Regions from separate parts of the Homo sapiens genome. Here region 2 is linked to region 1. Evidence: read pairs that join two places in POLR2A ChIA-PET (ENCODE). Cell type or tissue: HepG2. All regions are shown on one strand. Links, peaks and the distances in the headings refer to the core of each region. The heading gives the core; the rest is flanking DNA. Region 1 overlaps TYRO3 (TYRO3 protein tyrosine kinase). Region 2 overlaps ITPKA (inositol-trisphosphate 3-kinase A).

The links. ChIA-PET counts read pairs that join two places held together with the same protein. Peaks named below come from ENCODE experiments on the same cell type or tissue, not always from the same donor. Only the 100,000 strongest peaks of a DNase experiment are listed, where the experiment ranks them.
Region 2: POLR2A ChIA-PET joins it to region 1 with 12 read pairs; 9 of 35 experiments call an interaction of 5 or more read pairs at or near these places.

Annotation. Positions count from the first base shown.
Region 1 is chr15:41,565,725-41,571,086 of GRCh38, forward strand. It overlaps TYRO3 (TYRO3 protein tyrosine kinase), which reads left to right. Exons shown (of 19, transcript NM_006293.4): 7 at 1,636-1,813; 8 at 2,493-2,638; 9 at 3,154-3,298; 10 at 4,303-4,432; 11 at 4,516-4,616; 12 at 4,880-4,975; 13 at 5,314-5,362. Among named protein-coding and RNA genes, the nearest start is that of TYRO3, 9.2 kb to the left of the region's middle. RefSeq lists enhancers at 2,213-2,720, 2,721-3,226, 3,735-4,241. In HepG2, for the core only: a CTCF peak has its summit at 2,996; DNase peaks (open chromatin) are centred at 965, 2,307 and 2,907.
Region 2 is chr15:41,494,030-41,499,391 of GRCh38, forward strand. ITPKA (inositol-trisphosphate 3-kinase A) reads left to right here. Exons shown (of 7, transcript NM_002220.3): 1 at 1-387. Among named protein-coding and RNA genes, the nearest start is that of ITPKA, 2.8 kb to the left of the region's middle. RefSeq lists silencers at 1-104, 125-304, 415-464. In HepG2, for the core only: a CTCF peak has its summit at 504; DNase peaks (open chromatin) are centred at 482 and 2,202; H3K4me3 peaks cover 2,655 bases.

The DNA.
Region 1 (5,362 bases), core at 157-5,156:
AGACGAGTTTTTCTTACTTAGGTGAAAGCTCAAACCTTTGCTGATACTCACCCTATCATGCTCCACCTTACCCCCCAACCCCCACTCAAGCCAAAGAGAACAAGATGACCAGAAGGGGCCCTAAGCCTTGGAGAGTGGAAAAACTGTGTAAGGTGATACTAAAAACAAGAGGCAATGCAGGCTTGCTCATTTTCATCCGTTTACTCAAAGGCCATTTAATGAGTACCTTTCAAAACTGTTCTGGGCAGTTCCCCTGGGCAGGAGGGGCCCCTGCTCTGGGCTCCACCATTTAGAGAACCCTACTGAGGTTGGGCACAGTGGCTTATGCCTGTAATCCCAGCACTTTGGGAGGTGGAGACGGGAGGATTGCTTGAGCCTGGGGGTTCAAGACCAGCCTGGGCAACATGGCAAAACCCTTTCTCTACAAAAAATACAAAAATTATCCAGGCACAGTGGCATGCGCCTGTACTTCTAACTATTCAGGAGGCTAGAGTGGGAGGATGACTTGAGCCTGAGAAGTCAAGCCTGCGGTGAGCCGAGATCATGCCACTGCACTCCAGCCTGAGTGAGTGACAGGGCAAGATCCTGTCTCTATTAAAAAAAAAAAAAAAAAAAAAAAAAAAAAGAGGATCCTACTCTGGCCCTCCTTTGGCCACACCCCTTTCCCCGGGGCAAAGAGCCTACAGGGCCAAGAGGATATGCCCATCCAGATGGCAAGGACCCCCTCACTGCCACACTATACTATAGCTATTCAGGATCTCTTGCCCTAATGGTTCTGAGTCTGCTTCTGGGGTCTGTGTGGGCCTTTTCCCTGTTCCATCTTCCCAAGGATGGACCGCAGTGTGATATGACCACCTCTAAGCCCAAGGGGCAGCCATTCGTGAGGGGGATGGGAATGGAGCTTGGATATGCAGTCAGCATTGTCCACGCCTGTGCACATGAGGCCCCTCATGGTGCAGACCTTGGCTTCAGGCCAGCTCTTCCAGTGCCTCCTCATTCTGACTCGGGACTCCAGGGATTTGGAGAGTTACAAATGCAAACCTGATCTCCCAGGTTGTTTTGAAGGTTTATTGGTCAAAATATTAAGAGAGAAACTATTTAATAGTTTGTTAGCTGATTTATAATGTTTAAATATTTAGACATATAGTACGTGGATCTCTTTGTACTCTTGCCCTGGGCCCCCAAAATGTAAGATGAAGGGCTGGTTCATAGTGCCCTAGGCTCCCAGTTTTCTCTGAGCTTCAGAAGCTCTAGAACTTTGGAGTGGCATGTAAACAGGCACAGTAAGTGGTAAGTATACCCTAAGAGTTTCGTACCAAGTACAAAAGGACAAGAGTTTTCTGGAGTGGTTGAGAAAGGCTTTCACCAAGAAAGTGATATTTGCACTGAGTCTTAAAGGATGAGTAGGCCTTTGCTAGGAAGAGCAGGTCATTCCAAGTGAAAGGAACAGCATTTGCAAAGGTATGAAGATGTGGAACCCTGTGTATTATTGGGGTGGGGGCAGATGGGAGGGCGTGGGTTGCAAGTGTTTGCTGATAGAGGAAGCATTCATTCAAGCACCCATAACTATACCCATCCCATCTTCCATCTCTCACAGGCTCTCCCCTACATCATTAGTTTTCTGCTTTTCTGTAGGTGACACAGGCCCCAGGAGGCTGGGAAGTCCTGGCTGTTGTGGTCCCTGTGCCCCCCTTTACCTGCCTGCTCCGGGACCTGGTGCCTGCCACCAACTACAGCCTCAGGGTGCGCTGTGCCAATGCCTTGGGGCCCTCTCCCTATGCTGACTGGGTGCCCTTTCAGACCAAGGGTCTAGGTAAGGGATGCATAGAGCAGAGCGGGTGGGCAGGGCTGGAGCCGGGAAGGGGGCCGTGTTGGCTGGAGTTCTGAATGGTGCTGGTAGAGATGGAGGTTCAGGCATCATTCGGCAAACATTTACTGCATATAACTACATACCACCTTGTAAGTAGTTCTTGTAGGTGGAACAGATAAGCAAACTGGAAAAGATCAGATAATGTGGTTGATAAAGAGTGTCCCCAGGTGGTTAAGGAAACCCCCCCTAAAAAGGTCTGAAGGATAAAGATCTGAAGGATCTGGGATCTGAACGATAAAGAAGAAGCCATGTAAATATCTGGGGGAAAATCACTGCCGGAAGAAGGCACAGCAAGTGCAAAGACCCTATGACAGGAACTTGCTTGGCAATTGCAAAGAGGCTGGCATAGCTGTGAGAGGGGAGTGGTAAGGGGTGAGGCAGAAAGGCAGTAACCATGGTGATGAAGAGCAACACTGCCGAGCTGGGGTGCTGCCTGTCCTGCCCATTGCTTACCCCTCCCCCAGCACAGTGGGTGAGAGCAGTCAGAGCTGGGAGGTGAACCCTTCCCCAGTTTGTGCCTCTCAGAGCTGTTTAGTTCTTGGGAGTTGATTCCAAAGGTCTGCATGGAATTATGATGGTGGGAAGGGCAGGGGTCTTAGCAATCTTCTCTCTTTGGCTGCAGCCCCAGCCAGCGCTCCCCAAAACCTCCATGCCATCCGCACAGATTCAGGCCTCATCTTGGAGTGGGAAGAAGTGATCCCCGAGGCCCCTTTGGAAGGCCCCCTGGGACCCTACAAACTGTCCTGGGTTCAAGACAATGGAACCCAGGTAAGACAGAACCCTCCCCTCTCTCCACTCTCCTGGAGTATAAGCCTTCAGGGTTCTAAGGCCTTTAAGAATTTCAAAATGATTGTCTTTGGTGGGCCTGGGTCTCCCGCAGCCCCAGGGAATCCTTTCCTCCTCACCCTCCTCTGCAAGCTCCACTTCTCAAAGGATTATGTCTCCTGTTAGGGTTGCATCCTGTGTGCACTTTGTAAATAAAGCAGGAAGCACATTCCTGCTTGAGCTGGGGGAGGGCACAGATAAGGCTTTGTCCCCAGCTCAGTTCGCTCCCATCCCCCACCTGTGCATTCCGGGACTGAGCCTTGTTTGTGTTCTGGAGAGGCCCCTGCAGCCGGGAACAGGAATGTGATTACTCCCAGAAGGTTGTGTTCCTGCAGCCCCTGAACCCACAGTGCCCCTATACTCCCATGTTCCCAGCTGGACCTTTTTCTGTCCTCAGGCCCCAGCTGGAGGCCTTCTCCCCAGGCTCACTATGGGGTGGGGGCTTTTCCTGGCTGCAGGATGAGCTGACAGTGGAGGGGACCAGGGCCAATTTGACAGGCTGGGATCCCCAAAAGGACCTGATCGTACGTGTGTGCGTCTCCAATGCAGTTGGCTGTGGACCCTGGAGTCAGCCACTGGTGGTCTCTTCTCATGACCGTGCAGGTGAGGCTTGTAGGTGGAGAGGGGCAGAGGCTCAGGGGATCAAGGTTTTCAAGGGCAACCTAGACTGATGGGAGGAGCCTAGTAGCATCTCCCCTCCTAGTAGACCCACAGACAGAGTGAAGAAGTTGAGGCCAGGGCTGTTTAAACTATCTTGGCTGGGCATGGTGGCTCATGCCTGTAATCCCAACATTTTGGGAGGTTGAGGGATCGCTTGAGGCCGGCAGTTTGAGACCAGCTCTGGCAACATAGCAAGACTCTGTCTCTACAAAAAAATTAAAAAAAAAAAAAAAAAACAATTAGCCTGGTGTAGTGACATATGCCTGTTAAGCCCAGCTGCTCCAGAGGCTGAGGCAGGAGGATTGCTTGAGCCCAGGTGTTTGAGGCTGCAGTGAGCTATGATTGCACCACTGCACTCCAGCCTGGGCAACAGAGTGAGTCTGTTGTCTCTAAAGAAACAAACAAATAAGGCCAGGAGTGGTGGTTCACACCTATAATCCCACAACTTTGGGAGGCTGAGGTGGAAGGATTGCTTGAGTCTAGGAGTTTGAGACCACCTTGGGCAGCAAAGTGAGACTTTACCAAAAAAATTTAAAAATTAGTCAGGTGTGATGTTGCACACCTGTAGTCCCAGCTACTTGGGAGGCTGAAGTGGAAGGATTGCTTGAGCCCAGGAGGTTGAGGCTGCAGTGAGCTGCAACTGTGCCCCTGCACTCTGGCCTGGGCAACAGAACAAGACTGTGTCTCAAACAAACTATATCTCATTCTCCTCTCTCTGCCCCAGAACTGGCATAGAAATCCATGGTCACCCTCTAGGTCACAACAGCCAGGGCCTGTCTCTGACCAGGTAGGAAGGACTCTTAGGCATTCCTCTGGAGCCCCTTTCCCTCAGGACCCTTATTGACCTAGAGGAGCCCCTTGAACCAGCTGGATGGCCATCCTGGGAAAGTTCTGAAGGGACCTCATGGTGTCATCCTAGCTCATGCCACTGCACCTCCCTCCCACAGGCCAGCAGGGCCCTCCTCACAGCCGCACATCCTGGGTACCTGTGGTCCTTGGTGTGCTAACGGCCCTGGTGACGGCTGCTGCCCTGGCCCTCATCCTGCTTCGAAAGAGACGGAAAGAGACGCGGTTTGGGTAAGGGGATGGGGATGTGGAGGGAGAGGCAGGTAATGATGAAAGACCTTGGAGCTGACCCCAAATCCTGGGTTTTCCTTTAGGCAAGCCTTTGACAGTGTCATGGCCCGGGGAGAGCCAGCCGTTCACTTCCGGGCAGCCCGGTCCTTCAATCGAGAAAGGCCCGAGCGCATCGAGGCCACATGTGAGTGGTGGGTGATCGTGGGAAGGACAAATGGGCTGTCTTGTGCCCCATCTGCATTCTTTTACCAAATTATTAATTTGACTGATATGTCTGAACATCAGTGAGCCCCAGGCACACAAATCTGCCTGTGTGGAGTTCACCACCCCAGCCGTGGGAGACCTAAGCTCATCTCTATGCTCTGAGGGCAGAGTCTGGGGTATAAGAGGCTGGGTTTTGGCTCAGGAATCAGAGATCCCTCTTTCCCACAAACCCTTTCCCCACAGTGGACAGCTTGGGCATCAGCGATGAACTAAAGGAAAAACTGGAGGATGTGCTCATCCCAGAGCAGCAGTTCACCCTGGGCCGGATGTTGGGCAAAGGTATGTGAGGCTGTGTGGGGATGGGCATGGCTGGTTTGCTGTAGCTGGAAGTGTTTGGTTGCCCCTGTCACTTTGAGGCTGTGGGTTTGGGTCGGTTGCCGTAAACAAGATATGCTTGTAGACTCCTGAGTGTGGGATGTTTGTGGGGAATGGTGGCTGGAGACAGGGAGGGCTGAGGAGCTGCTCCCAGCATGCTCTTGCTTTGGCTACTGGCAAGGGTGCCTTCTCCACTGGCCCCAGAGTCTGCTGACTGTGTTCCCATGGAGGGTCACTTGGGAGGAAGGTTGGCAGGGAGCAGAGAGCCAAGGAGACTCTCCCTTACTTGGATTGGTTCCTAGGAGAGTTTGGTTCAGTGCGGGAGGCCCAGCTGAAGCAAGAGGATGGCTC
Region 2 (5,362 bases), core at 143-5,142, 72 kb before region 1:
CGCCTGCTCTTCGAGGCGCGCTGTGCGGCGGTCGCTGCGGCCGCCGCCGCGGGGGAGCCCCGGGCCCGCGGGGCCAAGCGGCGTGGGGGACAGGTCCCCAACGGGCTTCCGCGGGCTCCCCCGGCCCCGGTGATCCCTCAGCTGACCGTGACAGCCGAGGAGCCCGACGTGCCCCCGACCAGCCCTGGGCCGCCGGAGCGGGAGAGGGACTGCCTCCCGGCAGCGGGCTCTTCGCACCTGCAGCAGCCGCGCCGCCTTTCCACCTCGTCGGTCTCCTCCACTGGCTCCTCGTCGCTGCTCGAGGACTCGGAGGACGACCTGCTGAGCGACAGTGAGAGCCGGAGCCGCGGCAACGTGCAGCTGGAAGCGGGCGAGGACGTGGGTCAGGTACGGGCCGCGGGGGCGGGGCCAGCGCCGGGCGCGGGGGCTGCACGGGGGACCTGGCTGGGTGCTCCCGGAGGACCCGCTCCTGTCCATGCTCCCTCCAGCGGAAGGTCCTGTTCTCGCGGTTTAGGAGGAATCTGGGGGTCAGAGGGAGGCGCCTGGCCGACCTCTCGCCTGGGCAACTTTCACCTCGGCTCCGCCGGCGGGTCGTGGCGCTGGCCCTGGGGCGTCTAAGAAGCGGGGCGAGGAGCAGGCGACCCGCCGCGGGGACTGGGCGAAGCGGGGGTAGCGGACCTTGTTGGCTGTGGGTTAGGACAGGAGGGATCGGAGGGGCTGAGCCTTGCCGGGTGAACCCTCGGAAGGAGAGAGGCGAAGGAGAGTTTCCCTTACCCCCCGCCCCCTCTCCGGTGCCGCGGCCGCACCCCCGCCGTTGCCACGGTTTCCCTCTCCTGAGTGGGAGTGGAGCGGCGCTCCAGGCTCTGCTCGGGAGCCGCTGCCGTCTGCTCCCAGCGCCCGCACGAGGCGTGGACGCAGGGGAGGGAGGGGCGTGGGCCTGGGAGCTCTGGCTGGGAGCGGAACGCAGCCCACCCAGTGCGCGCCCTGCCTCCCATCTTCCCGGCTCGCCGCTCCTGAGCGCGGCAGAGAGGGGCGGTAAACTGAGGCTGCAAGGGGGCAGGATCACTCTGCTAGTCTCTGCCTCTGATAGCCTGGGTGTTCTGGGACCAGGTCTGACCCTCGGAAAACACAGCCCTGGGCACTGTTAAGTCATTCCTGACGCCCGCCACTTAGGGATGTGCGGCTCCCGGGACACCCTCCTTGTTCCCCTCGTTTTAACCAAGGCCAAATACCTTGAATAACTGTCCGTGGTCAGCGCGAAGGACTTTCTTTAGATCCACGTTTCGCAAGTGTCCCTGAGGCCGAGGAAGAGGCGAGGGGCGCCCCCGGCCTCGGGCGTCTGGGGCCTGCCCATAAGTCCGGGTCGGCGCGGCGGGGCGGGGAGAGCTGTGGCCGCGCGCCTGCTCCGCCGCACAATCGGCTGGGACAAGGCAGGGAAGCTGTGGCGACCTGCAGGGGTTCACAAGCCCGGAGGCCGATGGGGTTTGTCAGTGACACCAGAGGGGAAAAGCCTCACAGAGCAGGAACACCCCCCGCCGCCAGGTGCTGGGTGCGCCGGCTCGGTCACTAGCCTGCCGCTTCCCCTTCTTCCCCGGTGGTCAGAGCAGCCCCGGACCCAGGATCGTTTCTGGGGTAACCCTTGCCTAGGTCGGGGGGCGGATGCCGGGGCTTCCCAGGATGTGGAGTGTGGGGCAGTGAGAGGCCCCCCGCCCCGCCTCTTCGGAAAAGCCTGAGCAGCAGCTCCCGGGGCGCGGAAGCTCTGACACCTGAGAGCCGGTGCAGGCGAAAGGGCGCGAAGCGCGGGCGCGTCCCGCTTCCCTCTTCCGCCCGCAGGGACTCGGCGAAGTGCCTGGGAGAGGGAGTGCGCTAGGAGGAGGTCCTGCGGCCCAAGCCTGGGTGTAGAGACCGCCCCGGCTAAGGTCAAGCCTCGGGGACCTGGGCGACCCCGCCGCCCTCCGAGCCGTCGGGAGCCGGTGCAAATCGCCGCTGAGGGCCCTTCCAGCTCCAAGGCTGCGGCTTCCAGGCCTTCCCCACCCCCAGGCCCGCCGGGGCCTCCCCGAAGTCAAACAGCCACAGCGGCGGCAGATAAGCCAGGGGCTGTTGACAGAGGCTGCCTGAGTCCGTGTGGAAGGGCCCAGGGCGGACTTTGCCTCGCCGCAGGTCCCAGAGCCGCACAGCGCGCCGGCCCAGGCCAATTTAGGGCTTCCCCAGGCAGGAAGCAAGGCTGGTCCGGCTGACCGTGAAGGATGCACGTGGGCCGGACTCTAGGACTCCCGGCTTACCAGCCCCTTACGCGCGGCCCAGGCAGGCCGGAGCCCAGGAAGTTTCTGCCTGCCTGCCTGCCTACCTCTCTGCCTGGGGCATACGTAGTCCCCTTCACCTCCTAGGAGCCCTCTCCAGCCTGCCCAGAGCAGGGAAATTGAAACTGGGCAGCCTCACTCCGGCAGAGGAAAAAGTCACAGGCAGGCTTTTCCTAACCAGCCAGGGGAGAAGTTGGAGGCCCACCCGCAAGGTCAGCTGCATGACTCTATGGCCTTGCCTGCCTCCTCAAACAATTGTGGGGTATTGCTGGAGGAAAAGAGAGGGTGTTTGGCTCCTGTTCATCTGGTTTTCTTCTTTCTGTGCTCCAGGATAGGTAAGGAGACCTGGATGCCATCCCCTCCTGGACTCAGAATTCCCACACATCGCTTTCCACTAATTATAGAGCAGAATTTAGGTTAACAGACTTCCTTTTTAAACAGCTAATGCCCATGGGAAGGTGAAGTCGTGGGTCACTTATACCTTAGTGCAAATCGTTTTATAAATTTAAACTGATTGCTCTTCCCACCACCACGACCACAGGGAGTGCTAGTTTGATAGGGCAATTGGAACATGGGGAGGGTATTGGGCTGGTAGAGAGCTTCAACCAGAGCCTGGATGACTGGAGGCAGGGAGCAAGGGTGAGTGCCAAAGACAGAGCACTCACCCACCTGCTGGTCTGCTCCAGCAGAAGATACACTGTGTATCTGGCATGAGCAGGTGTCTTCAAGGCTTCCGAATGGAGCTTAGACAAAGGAGGGTCTGAGGCTAGTATCCAGCCAAGCCCTGCCCAGAGAGAGGTACTCCCTGTTCAGCCCTAGGAGTGAGGAATTATCAGAGGGCCCTCCTGTGACTTCATTAAAGTCTCTCACACAGTCAGCAATCCTAGCCTTTGCCTCAAGATACCCAGGTAGCCTCTGGCTGTGTGTTAGTCTCCCAGAGAGGGCACCTTCATGGAGGGAGGCCCGAGCCAGAGGATGTTCAAGCTTCTCCCGGGTTCAAGCGATTCTCCTGCCTCAGCCTCCCGAGTAGCTGGGATTACAGGCACCTACCACCACACCGGCTAAGTTTTGTATTTTTAATAGAGATGGGGTTTCACCATGTTGGCCAGGCTGCTCTCGAACTCCTGACCTCAAGTGATGCATCTGCCTTGGCCTCCCAAAGTGCTGAGATTACAGGTGTCAGCCACCGCGCCTGGGCTTACATTCATTTTTAAAAGCGTGATGTTCTCTGGGGGAGGTATCTCCCTAAGGTGGAAGGTGGCAGTGATTTGAGTTCCATGACACTTGCACAACTCCTGCCATGCTTGGCCATACCCATTACTGGCAGGGGGGCTAAATCCTGTCATAGCAACCTCAGGTGGTAGGACGGAGGACTCAGATGAGATAATAGGTATGAAAATCTTTTGTAGGCTGGGAGCAGTGGCTCACACTTGTAATCCCAGCACTTTGGGAGTCCAAGGCGGGAGGATCACTTGAACCCCGGAGTTCGAGGCCAGCCTGGGCAACATAGCAAAATCCTGTCTCTACTAAAAATACAAAAAAAATGTCACGGTGGCTCACACTTGCAATCCCAGCACTTTAGGAGGCCATGGCAGGTAGATCACTTGAGGCCAGGAGTTTGAGACCAGCCTGGCCAACATGATGAAACCCCGTCTCTACTAAAAATATAAAAATTAGCCAGGCGTTGGTGGTGCACGCCTATAATCCCAGCTACTCAGGAGACTGAGGCAGGAGAATCGCTCAAACCTGGAAGACAGAGGTAGCAGTGAGCCGAGATCGCACCACTCAAATAAATATGTACATACATACATACAAAAATACAAAAAATCAACCAGGCATGGTGACTCACATCTGTAGTCCCAGCTACTCTGGAGGCTGAGGTGGGAGGATCACCTGAACCCTGGAAGTCCAGGATGCAGTTAGCTGTGATCGCACCACTGGACTCCAGCCTGGACAATGGGAGTGAGACCTTGTCTCAAAAAAAAAAAAAAAAAAAAAGTATTTTGTAACCTGCTAGCTAGGACTGGCCTTAGTTGCTGCTGCTCTTGATTCTTATGAGATGCAGAAAACCAAGGTCAAGAGAGTAGGTGATGACACCATTTTACCCCTGCTTGGGAGCAGGTCCATCAATCAAATGGTAGTAGCCCAGGTTTTTAGACACACATCAAATCCTCTTCTGCCAGGCCCACCTGCCAGCCCTCCTCACTGTTTCTGCACAGTTCTAAAAGGATGGTTCAGTTCCCTCACCCTGCCTAACCCAAGGCAAGTTTCCTCTTCACTAAGTCCATTCTGGTCCCACTATCCCCTAAATTCTTCTAGCAGGTCCCTACAGCCATTAAACTCATTCTTTTGGATAAAGGCAAAGGTGGCCATCCAGTAGAGAAGGGCCCCCAGGCAGGTCTCAGTGTTCCCCAGAAGTCAAAACTCAGACTGCCTTATTGCTGCACATCACTTCACCACGCACAAAGCACTTTCTCAGGCCACATCCCATTTAACCCCCAAAGGGAGGCAGGATGGTAGCATCCTGCTGGGGATACTTTGGAACCTGCTGGGGCAGTTGGAACTTGGGGAGGGAGGATGGGCTGATAGCTTCAGCCAGAGATTGGGAGGCTGGAGGCAGGGCATGAGGGGATGTAACTCCCCTTGATTTCCTTCTGTAAAATGGGAATGATACCACTTCACGCACTTGCTATGCATGTGCATTCATTATGGCTCTCAAACTGAGTGTGGGAGAAGGGGGTACAGGATGGTGCTGCTGAATATACATGGCACATACATCATCTTCCTGGAATTTTACTTGAGGGTTTGGAGGTGGTGAGTTTTATAATAAAACTTGGATTTATTATGCAGCAGAATGCAAACCTGGTGTGTATTTAAAGATTTTAAAAGGAGTTTTGAAAGTGATGTCATGCTTCTAGTGGGCTGCTTCTGGCTACACCCCCAGATCCCTGGGGATTGGGCACGTGATCACACCCTAGTGTGCCATGTAAGGGCTTCAGTAGGAAAGTGGGAGCAATGCTGCCTGATGGAAGATGAGAAAGTGCCTGACATGCAATAGGCAG